Linked DNA regions of Homo sapiens: region 2 is linked to region 1. The links are chromatin contacts, found by Hi-C or POLR2A ChIA-PET in ENCODE. All regions are on one chromosome and are shown on one strand. Each heading gives the region's core, a stretch centred on a gene start or an enhancer-like site at or near the end of the contact. The rest is flanking DNA. Distances are from core to core; before and after follow the strand shown. Region 1 holds the start of APTX (aprataxin). Region 2 holds the start of RIGI (RNA sensor RIG-I).

Region 1 (4,816 bases), core at 1,472-3,971:
CAGTTTTTCATTGTTTATATGCCAAAGTCACAAACAACAGAAACACCCAACATTTTAGGGAAGGAGGAAAATGACTACCCATAGCAGAAATGACTGGTAAGAAAGGCACATGGAGAACAGCTAGAATGTAAATTCCTTAAGAGAAAACAATTTATCTGTCTTGTTCATCTCTGTATCCCAATCAATACTTGTTGAATAAATCATCTGAGAGCACTGACACGTAAAGCAAAGAAGAAGGGAGTAAAGGGATGACCAAGTTCCAAAAGCAGCAAAGAGATCCAGTAATAATCAAAAAATTTTTATCTGGTTTGACAATAGTCACTGGTGACCTTGGGGTGAAATTTCAGGGGAATGATGGGTCTGAGAGCTAGATACAGAAGGAAACAAAAGGTGAGGAAATGGAGGCAGAGTTCAGAATACTCACTAAAACAGTTTGGATATAAAGAGAAAGAAAGTTATTGGATGACAGCTAAAGTTATAATGGACCACCAAGGAGTTTTTCTTTCTTCGGCAACGGGAAGTGTCAGAGATCTGAGAAACCTGGCCTTGTTTATACACGACTGGAAACAGAAATGACAAATGAAAACAAGGTCTCATAAGTGACAGCATAAAATATCAGAAGCAAACATAAAGAAACTGCTCTGATTAGAGAGACAATTCATCCTCTGAGACAAAAGGAAAAGGGTATAAATCTTGATGACTTTAAAAGGGAAAGCAGAGGCAGAAATGTGAGGGAAAGCACATCTCATGACCCTAATTTTCTCCATAAAATAAAAGGTAACAAACAGGCCGGGTGCGGTGGCTCACGCCTGTAATCCCAGCACTTTGGGAGGCCGAGGCAGGCAGATTACGAGGTCAGGAGATCAAGACCATCCTGGCTAACACGGTGAAACCCCGTCTCTACTAAAAAATACAAAAAATTAGCCGGGCGTGGTGGTAGACGCCTGTAGTCCTGAGCCAGGAGAATGGCGTGAACCCGGGAGGCGGAGCTTGCAGTGAGCCGAGATCGCGCCACTGCACTCCAGCCTGGGCGACAGAGACTCCGTCTCAAAAAAATATAAAAATAAAAATAAAAGGTAACAAAGAGTAGGTGTCTGGGAGCTTAATGGACAGTCGAAGAAAAACAATATAGAACAGTGGCGAAGATCAAGGTCTCTGAAGTTGGACTGCCTGAATTCAAACATTGGTTCTACCACCTACTCGCTGTGTGACTTGAGGCAAGTTATTTAACCTCTCCAAGCCTTCATTCCCTCAAGTGTCAAGCGGTATTAACAATTGCTCTACACCATGGGGTTGTCACAAGAGCTAAAGGACAAAGTATGTAAAGCTCAGTGTCTGATAAAAAGCATTCAACACTATTATCACTCTTGTTAATAGCGAAGGTAGGGCAAGCAGGAGCTGTGGACATATAAAAAGATCATTTGAAAGCAATAACTGCGGCTGGGCACAGTGGCTCACGCCTGTAATCCCAACACTTTGGGAGGCCGAGGGGGGCGAATCACCTGAGGTCAGGAGTTTGAGACCAGCCTGGCCAACATGGTGAAACCCCATCTCTACTAAAAATACAAAAAATTAGCCAGGCGTCGTGGCACACGCCTGTAATCCCAGCTCCTTGGGAGGCTGAGGCAGAGATAGCTTGAACCCGGGAGACGGAGGTTGCAGTGAGGCGAGATCACGCCGTTGCTCTCCAGCCTGGGTAACAGAGTGAGACTCTGTCTCAAAAAAAAAAAAAAAAAAAAAAGAAAAGAAAAGAAAAAGAAAAAAAGAAAGTAATAACTGTGTAACTAAGAAGAACGAGCACAAATCTGTATTGTCTCACATATGAACAATCCCCAAAAGTTCCAAACCTAGATCACAGCAATTCCAAATAGAAATTTTATCCCTGCTTTGTTAAGCCACTATCACTGGTATGTATGGGGAAAGGCTTTTTTTTTTTTTCTTTTTTTTTTTTTTTTTGAGACGGAGTTTCGCTCTTGGCATGCCCAGGCTGGAGTGCAATGGCGCGATCTCAGCTCACCACAAACTCCGCCTCCCGGGTTCAAGAACGTCTCCTGCCTCACCCTCCCGAGTAGCTGGGATTACAGGCATGCGCCACCACACCTGGCTAGTTTTGTATTTTTAGTAGAGACGGGGTTTCTCCATGTCGGTCAGGCTGGTCTGGAACTCCCGACCTCAGGTGATCCGCCCGCCTCGGCCTCCCAAAGTGCTGGGATTACAGGCATGAGCCACCCCGCCCGGCCAAGGACTGCTTCTTCTGGCATTCCCTACAAGGCCTGTTGAGGATGCTGCTAAGGTCCCTCAAGTGCCTTTCACGAAGCATTTCTGGCGGAAACGCTGCCCTTCCCGACAAGCTGGGCCGCCTCCTTGGTTGGACAGGGCCCATTCTCTAATATTTTTTCGGCTTGTGTTGCGACCAAGGTACATACAGGTGTCGGGAGCACACGTGAACAAACGCAAAGTGGGTCGAAGACCAACGCGAGCGCCCGCTGAAACAGCCCAAGGTAGTAACAGGGGAGGACGGAGAAAGCAGCCGTGAGAGCAGCGCATGAAAGCAGCGTCATTCAAGGCACATCACTCAAGGGTAGGAGCAGCCTCGGCCGAACGCTCACCCGCGGCATTGAGCCCAGCCAGCAGAAGAGATAGGCTGACGACCGCCTTACCTCCAGAAGTCGGAGACGGACAAATTCACGTTACTCATCTGTGCCTCACCGCTTCCGGCGCTGCGGGATGACGTCAGAGGCCGGCTGTATCGCGACCAGTGACGTCACCAGCACCTCTCTAACGGATTGGCTGAAAGAATCTTGCCCACTTCCCAGATCAAAAAGCGTCCGCCCCAATTGGGTTCTCTCTGGGCCGTGGTCCAACTGAGGATCCTGGAAGTTATGCCTGTGGGGACCAGCTCTCTCAGCATCTCTCTGCCTGAGGGCCACTCGCCTGTCACTGCCTCACAGTCTCTGAATTGGGTGACATTTCAGACCCAATCCCTCTGTGGACGTTTCTAGGTGGCTGTGCAGCTTCTCGATACTCCATAAGGAGACGTTCACAACCTTTAAGGCCATCTCTCCTGCTGCAGACAACCTGCTGTAGCACTGCTACTTGCTTTTTAAACTACAGTCCGCTTTCTCCTTTGTGCAGGGAGGAAAGAATGGAGCGGTAAGAGGCAGGGAAACCTGTTTTTTGTAGTGCTGTGTACACTAAATGAACTGAGGGGCAATCCGGGAGAAAAAAAGCAAGATGCAGGGATAAGATGCGTGTACTGATTTTTTACAGCAATTCCAGAAAGTTCCCTAAGAATCATATTGCAGTTATTCAAAGGCATTTTGGCAGAAGGAACAATCCCTATCTCGGAGGTAAAAGTATAGTTTATAATTTTTCTCAAGTACAACACACTGGCAAAAATTCTTTGGTTGAATTAGGTTTCTGAATTTTCTGCTAGGCCCATCTGTGCACTTCCCTGTAAAATCCAGTTTTAGCACAGACCCTGGCTAAGTCAGTTTACCAAGAACCACCACCACCACCCCGCCTTATGTGGTTATTCTCAATATCTGATCAGGTTCCTTATTCTCCACTATCCCCCAGATGATGTCTGATTACCTTGGCCTGTCTCCAGCAAGAATCCTGTTAGGTATATTTAGCCAGAAACTCCTTTACCCCGATGTTTCCTCTTAGTAATTTTCCATCCACTGACCCCTACACAGCTCCTTGGCCATAAATGCCCACTTGCCCATGCTGCTGTTTGGAGTTGAGCCTAATCTCTCTTCCACTGCAAAACCCCGTTGCAGTGAGCTCTATATACCTATCATGAAGTTCCTGAATAAAGTCTTCCTTACCATGCTTCAGCAAGTATCATTGAATAATCTTTTCTTTAACAAAATTGAGATTTAAGGAGTCACATTCTTCATCAAGGTGGAGTATTGTTTCCTTCCATGGAAAAGCAGAGACTTAATGGTATGATGAAGCTATCAGAGCCTTCAAGACAGAAGGTGGGAGGATCTTCCAAGAAACACAGAGGACAGGCTTGCTTTTGTTAGCAGAGAAGATGCAGGTTTATATTAGGGTCATATAAGGAAGTGGGAAAACACAAGCAGCATCTCAGCAGCCACACAGGCCTTACAGCTGAGGAATGTTGTTCACAACTGCCCAAGATAAAAAGAGGCAACTCTGGTGACCTGACCAGTTTTGTTGTTCCCTCAATTAAGCATCCCTCTCGGTTAAGGGTGCTTCTTTGACCTGCCTTTGTGTGTCTTGCATCCAAAAGTTGGATTGGATCATTCTAATTACATCATTCACTATATAATGTGCAAAATTGGGCAGAGTTTCCACGTCCTGCTTGTTAGGCCTAGTCCATTGTCTATAGTGTATTAGTGGCCAGAAAAGCAAGATCACATGGCACAATGTATAGCTAAAGGTATGGCAGGCAGTGAAGACTTTCAGGCACTTCATATTGCCATGCTAATCACCAGAACTTTTTCATCTTGAAAAACTGAAACTCGGCCAGGCACGGTGGCTCACACCTGTAATCCCAGCACTTTGGGAGGCCAACGCAGGTGGATTACCTGAGGTCAGGAGTTCAAGACCAGCCTGGCGTGGCGGAACTCGCCTGTAGTCCCAGCTACTTGGGAGGCTGAAGCAGAAGAATTGCTTGAACCCGGGAGGTAGAGGTTGCAGTGAGCCAAGATCACTCCACTGCACTCCAGCCTGGGCGATAGAGCAAGACTCTGCCTCAAAAAAAAAACTCCGTATCGATTAAATAGCTCCCTATTTTCCCTCCCCCACCTGGCAACCACCATTCTACTTACAGTTTTCATGAGTCTGA
Region 2 (4,816 bases), core at 775-3,274, 480 kb before region 1:
ACACACTAATCACTATTAGGGCAGGGACAGTTTCTACTGTGCTCATCATTGCTTCCTCAACTTTCAATGACACTATTAGGTAATAGGTGCTGAGTAAATTACCTCCAATGCTAACATAATACTGACACGAGTTGCTTATTTTATTCCATCAAAGTGTATCAAATCAATATATGAGTGCATGAAAAAATGGAATTCACACCAGTTGTTAGTGTTTCTTCCAAGTACTTCTTCAGGTGCCAAGCTACACTGGTCACTAGAATGCCATTCCACAACCTTTCTTTTAGTTTTGTAGAGCAATTAGCATTCAAGTTAGTTGCCGGTCTTAACGCCATTTCCAAAAACTGCAATAACATCAGGAAAGACTGGCACTTGGAGACTTTTAGGATTCCCAGGCCCCCTCTCATCGACTTTTTTTTGTTTTTCGGTTTTTTTTTTTTTTTTTTTTTTTTTTTTGGAGACAAGAGTCTCACGATGTCACCCAGGCTGAGTGCAGTGGTGCGATCTCACCATAACCTCTGCCTCCCTGGTTCAAGCGATTTTCATTCCTCAGCCTCCTGAGTAGCTGGGACTACAGGAGTGCACCACTACGCCTGGCTAATTTTGTATTTTTCGGTAGAGACGGGGTTTCACCATATTGGCCAAGCTGGTCTCGAACTCCTGACCTTGTGATCCACCCGCCTAGGCCTCCCAAAGTGCTGGCTGCAGGGAGCCGAAGGCCCTTGGGATGTGACCAACTCAGCATTCCGCTGGAGGCTATATGATCAAACAGCAAACTGTTTATCATGAATGCAGCACCTGGGCAAACTCACACTGCCTTGCCACCAAATGGTTTGCTGAGCGCCTCACTCCCTGGCGCCAGGCTCCTTGAAATTATTTATTGAGAAATCTAGCACCTATTGTTCAAAGAATGCAGTCTTGCAAGCCTGCTGTGAATCAAGCAGCCAGCCAACAAGCACCTCCCCTTCTCGCTATCTCTTTTGCCTAATAAGAAGGGCTGTGTAAAGCTCAGGGCCCTTGTCCACTAGAGGCAAGGTGCCCCCTGACCCCTTCTTCCAGATATACTCTTTTGTCTCTTGTCTTTTATTCCCGCGTTCGCCCCTCTTTGTTCAGTCCCCTAGGTCCGTGCGGGTTACATAGTGGCACCCCGAACAGCAACAGCATCGGGTGCTCTACAGCTGGGATTACAGCGTGAGGGACCACGCCCGGCCTCATCGATATCTTTTAAGTACCACCTCCTTTCACCTCTTTCCCAGAAGCCTCTGCTCATCTCCAGCACAAAGTAATTCGATACAAATTTACAAAATGGTCATTACCCAGGATCACCTGTCTCCGAAGTTAGATGGAAACACCTGTATTAAAGCCTAAAGCTATTCGGTCTGGAAAAGTCCGGCTCCTCTCCAGCTTCCACTTCTTTAGGCGTGCAAATAAGATTCGGCAGAGTAAGCATCAACTTCCTTTAAGCTCAGACCGCACTTTGTGCTCAGTACTGTAATTATCTGCCCTTTGTGTCCCATCCCTTGGACTGTAATGTATACTAAGGAAGAGCCCTTATCTTATTTCTCAATCTCTGTCAGTACCCAGCCAAGCACACAGTAGACTTTAATATTAGTGAAAATAAATGAAACAAAATTTCTTCCCCAGCTTTGAACCTAAATAGATGAGCACCCTTAAGCAAGTCACTTCACCTCGCTGGAACTCAGTTTCCCCACCTAGGCCTCCGAGGGCTCCTCAAACTCTGGCAACCTCTAGCCTAAAATGCTGCGGAGATCTTACCACAAACCTGGGGAGTCTGGCAGGCTCTCTGCATTGATTAAAAGAAGGGAACGAAGCAAGAGAAAAACAAGTCCTCAATTGTTTTCCGCCGAGAAGGCGCCGCTGGAGACACTCACCCTCCCTAAACCAGGGGGCCATGTAGCTCAGGATGTAGGTAGGGTCCAGGGTCTTCCGGATATAATCCTGGAAGGCTTGCAGGCTGCGTCGCTGCTCGGTGGTCATGCCGGCCTCTGCTTGCAGCTAGCTACGTTCCCCGCAGGCTGTGCCTCACTAGCTTTAAAGCCGGGTAGGAGGAGGGCGTGGCGAGCGGGGAAAGCAGGGATTTTCCGAGGAAATGAGGCCGGACGCGAGGCGGAGCTGCATAGGAACTTTAATAACTAAAGGGAAAATCGAAAGTGCAACTAGCGGCGGGCGGGGTTCGCGGAGGCTGTTTTGCCTCGGGCTAGTTTCGTTTCCCTCCGCACCGAGGAAGCCCGGGAACGGAGAGGACCCCTAGGAATTGCTTTTATTTTTATGATCTTATATTTTGTTTTGCTTTTATAGCGCTAACGTTTAGACACAGTAAAATGCACACAATCTGAGTGTGCAATTCGATGAGTTTTGTAAAGTGTACACCTGTGTACCCAGTTCTCCCACGTCGGCTGGGTGCCAGGGTAAGTCTATGTTTAGCTTTATAGGAAACCGCCACCTGTTGTCCAAAATGACTGATTACATCCAGTTTACATTCCCACCCGCAGTAGGAGAGCTCCAGTAGATAGACACATTGGTCAGCCTTTCTTTTTTTTTTTTAATTTTAACTTCCATCTTGGTCGGTGTGAAATGGTATATTATTGTGGTTTTAATTTTAATTTCCCATATAATTAATGGTGGGCACATTTGCATGTGCTTACTGGGTCATTCATATATCTTTTGTGAAGCATCTGCTCCAATCTTTTGCCTGACTTTGGAGTTTTTTGGTTTATGGATTTACAGGAGTTATTTATTCAGGATACAAAATTGTTAAATATATGTATTCGAAATATCTTCTTCCAGTCTGTGGCTTACCATTTCATTTTCTTAAAGGTGTCTTTTGAGGAGCAGACACTTATATTGATGCAATTTTCAGGTTTTTCTTCTGTTTGTTGTTTTTTGTGTCCTCTTTAATAAATCTTTGCCTACCCCAAGGTCATGAAAATATTGTTTCCTTTTAGATTTATATTTTTAGCCTTTACTTCTGGGTCTATTACTATCTCAAAATAATTTTGTTGTGGCGTGAGATGGGGGGTCCAGGTTCACTTTTTCCATATTTCTAATTGTTTCAGCACCGTTTGTTGAAAACTTTTCCTTTTGGCATTGGATAGCCTTGGGACCTTTGTAAAAAAACCAAGTCCATTGAATGTATATGTGTCTATTTCTGACTCTTGTTATATTCTACTTCCTACTACTTTGACAATACCATTGTCTCTAGGTTACTTTAGATTTCAACTAAGTCTCAAAATCAAGTACTACTAAGTTCTCCAAATTTGTTTTTCACTGTGAAGATATTAGCTATTTGAGATTCTTTGCATTCCTTTTTTTTTTTTTTTTTTAATTTCTTTTTTGAGACAAGGTCTCACTCTGTCTCCCAGGCTGGAGTGCAGTGGTGCAAACAGGGGTCACTGCAACCTTGAATCCCTGTGCATTTCCATATGAAATAAGAATCAACTTGTCAATTACCCCTTCCTTCCCCCAAAAAAAGTTTATGGGGATTTTGATCAAGATTGCATTGAACCTACAGATAAACTTGGGGAGAAGTGACATCTTAACAATATTGAGTCTTCTAATCCATAAGCATGGTATGCCTTTTCATTTACTTAGGTCTATAATTTCTCTCAGCAGTATTTTAGTTTTGTTTCATTTTATTTTACAGACGGAGTCTCACTATGTTGCCCAAGCTGGAGTGCAGTGGCTATTCACAGGCACAATTATAGTGTGCTACAGCCTTGAACTCTTGGGCTCAAGGGATCCACCTGGACTCAAGCAATCCTCCTACCTCAGCCATCCAGAGTAGCTGGGACTACAGGCACGGGCCATCACACCTGGCTATTCTGAACTATTTTATGTTATTTGATGCTACTGTCAATGGAATTGTTTTTAAGATTTCATTTTCAAATTGTCTGTTGCTACGGTATAGAAATACAAATGATTGGCTGGGTGTGGTGGCTCACACCTGTAATCCCAGCACTTTGGGAGGCTGAGGTGGGTGGATCACCTGAGGTCAGGAGTTCGAGACCAGCCTGGCCAACATGGTGAAACCTCATCTCTACTAAAAATACAAAAAATAGCCGGGCGTGGTGGTGGGCGCCTGTAATCCCATCTACTCGGGAGGCTGAGGCAGGAGAATCGCTTGAACCCAGGAAGCGGAGGGTGTGGTGAGCCGAGATTGCACCACTGCACTCCAGCCTGGGCGACAGAGTGAGACTCCATCTCACACACACACACAAAAAAAGAAATACAAGTGATTTTTGTTTTTTGACCTTAAAACATGCAACATTGCTAACTTCACTTATTTGTTCTAGTAATTGTTCTGTAAATTCCTCTAAGTTTTCTAGATAAATAATGATGTCATTTGTGAATACATACTTTAACTTCTTCCTTTCCAATCTTTATGCCTTTTATTTCCTTTCATTATAGTTTTTCTTTTTGAGACAGGGTCTCACTTTTGTCAACCAGGCTGCTGCAGCCTCCACCTCCCAGGCTCAAGGATCCTTCCACTGCAGCCTCCTGAGTAGCTAGGACCACAGGTGCACACCACTACACCCAGCTAATTTTTGTATTTTTTTGTAGAGATGGGGTTTCGCCCTGATGCCCAGGCTGGTCTCAAACTCCTGAACTCAAGCGATCGCCCATCTCGGCCTCTCAAAGTGCTGGGATTACAGACATGAGCCACCATGCCCAGCCAGTTTTACTTCTTTCTTTCCGGTCTTCATGCTTTTTGCCTCCTTTCTTTATTATGGTACCTCCTAGAGCCTCCTATAGAAAATAGAATAAAAGTGGTGACAGTTGACACCATTACTTTATTGCT

The links. A loop is a pair of places that touch in the nucleus more often than their neighbours do. ChIA-PET counts read pairs that join two places held with the same protein, here RNA polymerase II (POLR2A). Pooled maps may share reads with other maps.
Region 2: a loop to region 1 is called in a map of CD8-positive, alpha-beta T cell, with 31 times the contacts of the local background. The contact joins the promoter of RIGI here to the promoter of APTX in region 1. A Hi-C loop is called at or near these places in 1 of 168 maps with a recorded cell type or tissue (CD8-positive, alpha-beta T cell) and 12 of 50 pooled maps. POLR2A ChIA-PET finds 5 or more read pairs at or near these places in 5 of 52 experiments (BJ, H1, HEK293T and 2 more).

The regions. Positions count from the first base shown.
Region 1 is chr9:32,998,907-33,003,722 of GRCh38, forward strand. It overlaps APTX (aprataxin), which reads right to left and starts at 2,722. Exons shown (of 8, transcript NM_001195248.2): 1 at 2,661-2,722. It overlaps LOC124902140 (a long non-coding RNA gene), which reads left to right and starts at 2,871. Exons shown (of 2, transcript XR_007061454.1): 1 at 2,871-3,153; 2 at 3,271-3,839. RefSeq lists enhancers at 1,667-2,278, 2,279-2,891, 2,651-2,920 and a silencer at 2,121-2,180.
Region 2 is chr9:32,524,172-32,528,987 of GRCh38, forward strand. It overlaps RIGI (RNA sensor RIG-I), which reads right to left and starts at 2,025. Exons shown (of 18, transcript NM_014314.4): 1 at 1,890-2,025. The coding sequence starts at 1,995. RefSeq lists an enhancer at 1,926-2,175.